3 separate regions of the Homo sapiens genome follow, and all the other regions are linked to region 2. The links are chromatin contacts, found by Hi-C or POLR2A ChIA-PET in ENCODE. All regions are on one chromosome and are shown on one strand. Each heading gives the region's core, a stretch centred on a gene start or an enhancer-like site at or near the end of the contact. The rest is flanking DNA. Distances are from core to core; before and after follow the strand shown.

The links. A loop is a pair of places that touch in the nucleus more often than their neighbours do. ChIA-PET counts read pairs that join two places held with the same protein, here RNA polymerase II (POLR2A). Pooled maps may share reads with other maps.
Region 1: a loop to region 2 is called in a map of K562, with 1.9 times the contacts of the local background. The contact joins two enhancer-like sites. A Hi-C loop is called at or near these places in 2 of 168 maps with a recorded cell type or tissue (Caco-2 and K562) and 3 of 50 pooled maps. POLR2A ChIA-PET finds 5 or more read pairs at or near these places in 2 of 52 experiments (K562 and activated T-cell).
Region 3: a loop to region 2 is called in a pooled map, with 1.9 times the contacts of the local background. The contact joins two enhancer-like sites. A Hi-C loop is called at or near these places in 1 of 168 maps with a recorded cell type or tissue (Caco-2) and 3 of 50 pooled maps. POLR2A ChIA-PET finds 5 or more read pairs at or near these places in 4 of 52 experiments (CD8-positive, alpha-beta memory T cell, MCF 10A and activated T-cell).

The regions. Positions count from the first base shown.
Region 1 is chr6:139,532,830-139,535,529 of GRCh38, reverse strand. No RefSeq gene overlaps it. Among named protein-coding and RNA genes, the nearest start is that of LINC01625, 60 kb to the right of the region's middle. RefSeq lists a cis regulatory region at 604-1,442. Within about 2 kb of position 1,274, at least 16 of the 41 ENCODE cell types and tissues checked have a DNase peak (open chromatin) inside an H3K27ac peak, as active enhancers do.
Region 2 is chr6:139,643,589-139,646,288 of GRCh38, reverse strand. No RefSeq gene overlaps it. Among named protein-coding and RNA genes, the nearest start is that of FILNC1, 130 kb to the left of the region's middle. Within about 2 kb of position 1,273, at least 2 of the 41 ENCODE cell types and tissues checked have a DNase peak (open chromatin) inside an H3K27ac peak, as active enhancers do.
Region 3 is chr6:139,757,073-139,759,772 of GRCh38, reverse strand. No RefSeq gene overlaps it. Among named protein-coding and RNA genes, the nearest start is that of FILNC1, 13 kb to the left of the region's middle. Within about 2 kb of position 1,257, at least 3 of the 41 ENCODE cell types and tissues checked have a DNase peak (open chromatin) inside an H3K27ac peak, as active enhancers do.

The DNA of each region.
Region 1 (2,700 bases), core at 25-2,524, 110 kb after region 2:
TTCCGGGTTCATGCCATTCTCCTGCCTCAGCCTCCCAAGTAGCTGGGACTTCAGGTGCCCGCCACCACACCTGGCTAATTTTTTTGTATTTCTAGTAGAGACAGGGTTTCACCATGTTGGCCAGGATGGTCTTGATCTCTTGACCTCGTGATCCACCTGCCTTGGCCTCCCAAAGTGCTGGGATTACAGGCGGGAGCCACCACGCCCGGCCTGGAATTTCTATTTCTGTTTTTATATCATCTTCTTTTAATTTATATATATATATAATGTTTTATAATGTACATGATATGCTAACACAGAAGTGCATGCAGATAATTGATGGCTATATAAAAAGAGAAGATGTGGGCTGATAAATTTTTTACTTATAGGATGCAGTTAAAAACTTTCCAGATAACTAGTATAGATCATACTAACATTTTGATGGCTTCAACTGTACCACAGAACTGAAAGGGAAAGAAATACGTGCAGAAACTGGAACAACTGCATTTGTGAATGCTCCACACTGATAAAGTAAGGTAGCACCTAATCTGGATTTAGAATACTGTATTTGCAGCCAAACAGAGATTATCAGCTTGTTTTTATTTGTTGATCCTTTCAAAGGCTCTTACTTCTGTTTACCAGGAGACCACTTCTATCATTGTTTTCCTCTCCTCACTCCCCTCCCTTTTTCAAAGAATCTCCTATTTTAAGAAGTGTTAGGCTTGGCCTATCTGGTGCAACATAAATTTAGCTTACCAGGGCAGTCAGGAAGTCAGAACAGCTTTGTGGGTTCCCACAGTTTGTTTGCTCATTCGATTAACAATCGTGCATCTACTAAGTGCTAGACATGAGGCTGCAAAGATATTCCAAGACTCCTGGAGTCCAGTGTCAAGAAGGAGGACTCCCCAGTCGAGAGAGAGACTGAGAAAGTGGTACACTAGCTGGCTACAAAGAAAGAAGACGAAGAGCAGCCCATTGAGGGGGGGTGCCAGGAAGTCAGAGCTGGATAGGAGTGGGTATCAGGAAACCTCTCTAGGAAGAAATGGCTCTTAACCCTTGACTGAGAGGAGCAGGCCAAGTGCCACTTTTCTTTCATCAGAAGAAAAATAAAATGGCAAGGCACTGCACTCTCACCTGAGCAAGCAGATGCAGCTTGGAGAGAGGAGTTTCTTTCTTCCTTTCAGTGTACCTTATCTCTGTCTCCTTCCAGCTTTGCATGGCTCTGAAGGTGTGGTCTGGGTGTGTATCTTACACTCAGCAGACTGCAGCTTTCCCGGGACACACGAGCTGCGTTGCCTAGCCCAGCCCAGTGCACTTAAAGACACCCAGAACACGCAGCTCCCACCAGTGCCCAAGCGCTTAAAGGCAAATGTGTCTCGGGGGCCTTTGCAGAAAAGAAAATCAAACAGCAATGATTTTGACAGATGTGAGGCTAGGAGAGTGAGTTGAGAAACAACTGAATTTCATTCTGTTTAATCCCATGTATACGTCACTTAACGGGTTAAAAAAAGGCTGATTCAATGAGTTTAATCGTAAAATCTGCTGTAAGCAAATTGTAACCTAACCTTCAAATTCATTCCAATGAGCCCACATTTTTAAACTGTACACTGGAAGAAAGACTAAACTTTTTACTCAGAAAAGGTTGTTTTTCTTCCATCCTCTTCCCTTCTTCCACACTTCTTTCTTTCCAGGGCTTAGTGCAATAGTGGCTTAGAATCAGGCTTCCTGCTTTAATTCAAAGTGTTCCGGGTGGTGTAGAAAAAAATATCTATGTCATGATTCAGCATAAGGGCTCTTGAAGTCACTGTTTTTGCTACTTTCAGAAGAAACATGGCAGGATTGCCTAATTGTTCCTTCCTGAAACATGGAAGAGAGGCATGCAGGGACTCGGAGTCAGAAGGGCAAGATTAGAGTTTTGTCAGAAGCAGAGAAGATATTTTTTGTAAGAAAAACAAGGATTTTACCATCAAAATAGGAAATCCATCAAAGGACCATGGTGCTTAGTCCCTGTTAGTTAAAACAGTACGGGAGGGGATAGAGTGGGCGAGAAGTTAATCTATATCCACAATTCTTTAATTACGTGGTTAAAAAACAAAGCAAAACAAAACCAAGCAGAAAAATAAAAAATAAAAAAACAGCCCTTACAGCCAACTCTTGCATGTTGTTCAAGTTGAGCAAGGAAACTGGAATTTGAACTTAAGGTGCAGGGATCAGCATAACATCCCAAAGTATGAGGGCAACAACCAGGGAGCATTCTAGAACCTTCCCTCACTGCTGGAGTAGTACACATTAACACCTTTATCTTTTCCAATATCGAGGTGAATTTTTTAAAATAAATAAAAATTTTTAAGACAAACTCAGGCATTTTTGTCTCAATTTACAAAGGTTTCACCCAAAATGCAGTCATTACAAAAGTCTAGAATCAGTCCCTCTGAATGGAAGGCCCTTATTCCTTTTTATTCACGCTACCCTTCATTCTCATACCAAGTATGTGTCAAACCCTGCCTTTAAAAGACAAGGTTAAGGCTGGGCTGGGTGGCTCACGCCTGTAATCCCAGCACTTTGAGAGGCCGAGGTGGGTGAATCATAAGGTCAGGAGTTCGAGACCAGCCTGGCCAACATGGTGAAACCCCATCTCTACTAAAAATACAAAAATTAGGCCGGGCGCAGTGGCTTACGCCTGTAATCCCAGCACTTTGGGAGGCCGAGGCAGGTGGATCA
Region 2 (2,700 bases), core at 24-2,523:
CGTGGTGGCGCGTGCCTATAGTCCCAGCTACTCGGGAGGCTGAGGCAGGAGAATTGCTGGAACCTGGGAGGTGGAGGTGGCAGTGTGCTGAGACCGCACCATTGCACTCCAGCCTGTCTCAAAAAAAAAAAAAAAAAAGGAAAAGAAAAAGAAAGATCACAGACTCCAACAATAATTTATGGATCAAAGGATATCAGTTAGGAACATATGGTGCAACCCAGAAGAGAAAGAGTCACAGGGACTTGTGCTGAAGATACACAGTAGAGACAGAGAGAATCAAGACAGGCTGTGGACACTCTCTAAGCTCCACTGAGATCCCCTGTCATCCTTGGTAACATCTTCTGTGTGCCATCCTCCAGCTGCACTTTTGCTTGCATGCCCACATCCACCTCACACCTGCAACTTTCCTTTGGCGAACACTTCTTGGCATTGGAGTGCCTTGCTCACAGGCATAAAAAAGCCCAAAGTGCCTACAAGTTCACTTTCTACACACCACCCCCACCACCACTAACCCCTCAAATCCCACAGCCTTTAGACAGAGTTTATAAAATATAAAATCTTAAAGCCCAGTTGCTTTGATCATGCTTGGGACAAATCCCAAGGCCCCAGTTACATTCCAGTATTTTCCATGGGCTCAGGCTGAAGCTACTCTCTGGGACATGCTGCCTGAAACTGCACCCTTCCCTGTCTTGCTTCCCTCACTCCTTTCCCAGGTTCTCCTGGAAGCACTTCCTTCACAAATCACTTACACACGAAGCCTTCCCCTGAGATGTCCTTCAGATGAACCTGTACTAAGACAGGAGATTGAGAGCTATTGAAAAAACTGGAGGTGTCCAGAGCTTAGTAAGTGACTGGATGTGGGAAGCTATATTATTAACTAAAAGAAAAAATATTCAGTGAAACTCAAACTATGTTTACAAACAAGTATGCAAGAACTAAAAGGACAAATACTACTCAAGTAGAAAGTTAATTTCATAAGTCCAATTTTTACTGTTCCTTTGACTCTGAGGGAAGAAAGAGTTTTTGCACCATTCAATTGCTCCAGCTTTGTTACTCTAAATTTAGGACACAAATAGGGTGCTGTGGAAATCCATCTTTCTTTAGAAGAATTTTAATATAATAGCCTTTGTATCAAGTAGCTAAGAATGGATTGGAATCCCAGCCAGATCCCCCGGCTGCTTCCTCACTGCCTGCCTCTTGCAATCCCCCCTCCCTTCCTTGTGTTCCCTGGGTCTTCTCCAAATGTCTCAGATTCTTCACGCCCCAGGAATGGGCCTGCACAATGTTCTGCACTGACTGTTTTCATTCTGGTCACCCCCCTCCCCTGACTGTCCTGAGCAATGTTCTTTCTGTCCTTTTTGTCTTTTTTAAATATGTGAGTGAACAAATGTGGGACACGTGGTAACATTCTAGGAAGCCTGAGCTCGCGAGGTAGGACTCTAAAGCACCGAGAAGGATGCTTGTTGTTACTGGTGGATTAAGCCTCAGATTCTGTAAACATATCTTAAGCATACATAGTTTACGATTGCAATCAAATAAAACTTACTGCAAAGGTAATGTGATACAAATGTAATGACAAGTATAATAAGTATTAGTTTGCTATGTGTTAATCTAAGCAAGTCATATAAATGCCATTCAATACTTTTTACATAGGCAGCGTAAATATGTCATTTTTATGCTCCTTTTAGAGAGACTGTAATCAGTATTCAGGCAAATCAACAATTCCCCAATCACACACAATTTAAACAACAAAGTTCCTAAATTTTACTCCTCAGTAATTATCATCCACCTACATTTGAGGGCCTATTTTATGCCGAGCACTGTGCTAGGTGCTGTAGACACAAGGAAAATGACAACATCGTCTCCGTCATCAAGCAATCTGGGTTCTCACTCCCAGCCCCTGCACCTGGGACTAAACATTTCTGGGTTCCACTCCTACTCTCCCAGTTCTTTCATCGCCAGACTTTGCCCTTCATCAGAACATTTCCTTGCACAGTAGCTCATGGTCTCTGTCCCCCAACTCCAGCCTCAGGCCCCAAGACTATAGAAACTGTGGCTCATATCCCCACAGCTTATCTGCTAGGTAAGGCAGGGTGCCAGCAGAACTGTTACTGCAGTGATCTTAGGATAGAGCACATACAAAAAAAAGAAACATGGCACGGTGAAAGGGCCTCAGACAATTAGGGGTGGAAAGTACACAGGAGATGGGGCAGGGCTATGAGAATAGCGAAGAGCAGGCACGGGACAGAGAGGGGCAGCTTGTCCTCTCTTAACATGGCTGTCCCTCTGGGCCCAGGAGCCGTCCTCACTGGGAAGGGATTAGGAGGGTTCTTCCTTCTGAGCAGAACTGAAAGGAATCCAGCAGTGAGGGCAGAGATGATAAAACAAATAATAGTGTGTACTAGGAGCTTGCTAAGCCCCAAATCCATTATTTTGTTTAATCTTCAGAAGCACTCTGAAGAGTTGCTACTGCTGTTTAGCAGATGAGAAACCCAAGATTTAAAAACATGACCAAAATCAAGAAACAAGTAAGTGGCAAAACAAGGGTTAATTCAAACTTCAAACTCAAAGTTCTTTTTTTTTTTTTTTTTTTTTTTTTTGAGACGGAGTTTTGCTCTTGTTGCCCAGGCTAGAGTGCAATGTCACGATCTCAGCTCACCACAACTTCCACCTCTGGAGTTCAAGTGATTCTCCTGCCTC
Region 3 (2,700 bases), core at 8-2,507, 110 kb before region 2:
GTGAAAATGAGGACGATGTAAAAAACAAAAAGCCCCTGAAATTCTACTCCAAGAAATGACCACTAATCAGTCTATTCCTTCGTGAACTTTCTTACATGCATCCTACACACACACACACACACCCCCCCTACACAAAGACACACATATACTTTTTTTAAAAATAAAGATGTAGTTACATTAAGCTGTGTGTCTCAGCTTGCTTTTGCATAATTGTCATTATAAACAAGGACAAGATTTGTGTTTGATGGATAAAACTGCCACATCCTTTTAATGTCTGCCCAATATTTCCCCAAAGGGATGGAAAATAATTTTTTAATCCAATTCTTATTGACAAACTTTCATGATGTTTCTAATATATCACTATTACAATCACTTGGGTGAATATTTCTGGAGAATAAATTTATAAAAACAGAACTATGGAGGGAGAAGTTTAAAACTTTGCTACATAGTTCCAAGTTACTGCCCAAAAAGTTGTAACAATTTATATCCCTGTCAGCAATATATGAGAAAGTACACTATTCCACATATTTTTAAGCTTTGCTAATCTGAAAGATAAAAATGTATCTAATTATTATTTAAATTTACATTTTTAGCTGCACTGAGGTAATTTATACATTTACTTGGAATTTTTCCAGTACTAAATCATCTCACCGAAGAATACAGCGCAGTTTTGTATTTATTAAGTCCTCCTTCATGATTGTCAGGAAAGTTATTTTATTTTTCTGGTAGACGTCTTGCAAAGAGCTTATTAAATTTTGATGTATTATATACTTTTATCACTGATGAACTGGGATTGTTAAAAATTATATTACCAAGTAATTTTGCAAATATAAACCTATTGACATTTAAATTTATTTTATATCTAGCCACTTTCCTGAATTCTATTAGTTTTAGTACTAAAAGTTTCAGTTAGTTTTTTGTTTTGTTCTTAGGTAGACTATAATAATGCTGCAGGTAATAAATTTTGCCTTTATTTTCCAATAAATACGATGTAATCATAATGGTCATCCTCGTCTAATTTTGGAATTCAGTGATAAACTGTCTAGTTTTTCACTGCTTATGATAGTGTTTTATTTTATCATCTGTTTTGGGCCTTAGACCACTTTGAGAATCTCAACAAATCTTTCTTTCAAAGCACATGTGCTGCACAAACAAGCAAAATTTTCATATATTTTTAGTTGATTCATACACCCCTTGAGACCGATGAACCCACTCACACAAAAACACACCACGGAACAGACTCAGCTGACATAACTAAAGTTGCTTCAACGGGACTGGCCAAAAAGAACATTTCCAAGTAGGTGAAGGGTGTCAACTTAATGCAGCAAGCATTTGTCCAGTTCTCTTTCATCAGGGGTTCTAGTTACCCAACAGAAGGGTTAGCTTTCCAGTGCAATTAAAAACAGACATTCTGCAAGGCAATGGCTGTAAACTCTCTTTGAATTACTCTCAGTCTATCCAGAAAGAGAGGCAGATAAGTAAACAGAGCAACATGAAAGTGATATTAAAGATGTGTGTGTTCTGGATGACAGCATACCTAGATACTGCCTTTCATCAACTGCAAGATGTTTAACAGAGAATGTGTCTTTTGGAGTGAGACTAAAAAAATGATATTGAAGACATAAAGACATTCAAAAAAAAAGCAAAGGTAGTTTGGGCTGATATATTTTTAGAATGATAGGTAGTCCCTTGAGCTTGGAACACAGAAAAAGTGCAAAGATTTTCGGTGCACTGTTGGAAATGACTTTGTTTTTATGGTATCCTCAGCCAAAATAACATAGTGTTACAAATCTTGCAAAATAAAGATTCCTCAGAAACCTCACACAAATTGCATAACTCTTCAACTATTTTGTTTCAGGGTAGGAACCTCATAGATATTCTCAGTCTTACCATTGACTTACCAATTTAATCCTTTTGTTCCTTTCTTATTTAACTGATCCAGAATATTATGGCCTGCTGAAAATGCCTGATAGCTCTCTTTGTCTGGTACCAATTTCAGAAACTTCTGGATGAATGCACAGTGGGAGTTGTTAGCAGTGGCTGGAAATTTAGTGTGAAAAAGCCAGGTTTGGGAGATTTACCAAGAAATATCAATAATCTACTTTACATCCATACATAGGAAAGTATATGTCTCTTGGGAATATTAACTCATCTTCTATTTACCGCAGTTAAGCTCCTTGGATGGTTTGTCCATGAACTGCATGCCTCTTTTCCCATTGTTTCTGTCAATTCATTCTCTTTCTTGTCTCAGTCCCTTCTATATTAAGATTTCCTCCATGCTTTTCCCCCATCTTCACTATTTCCAAGCAATCTTCAGAACTAGTCATCAGATCAGTTTGCACACCAAAAATCTTCCATATTTTGTTTGTCCTCCACTCTCAATTGAATCAGAATATGGAGGGTGGGGTGTGGCAGAGAGGGGTTTGTGGCAGACATCGGTACTTTTTAAAGGCTCCTCAAAAACGAATCTCATGAACAGCCACCACTGAGAATCACTGGAACCAACAGCATCCCTCATTAAATCCTCATTGTACCCCTCACTACTTAGTTCCCTCGTTCTGCCACCTGTTTCCAAATAGGCTTTGAGTCTCCCTTTTTCTAGTAAACAGTCAATAGCTGCATTCTGCTGTAGAAATGACCACTATTACACCAGATTTTCTTATATTATGAATGCCCATGAGTTTTCACAATTAAGATGCT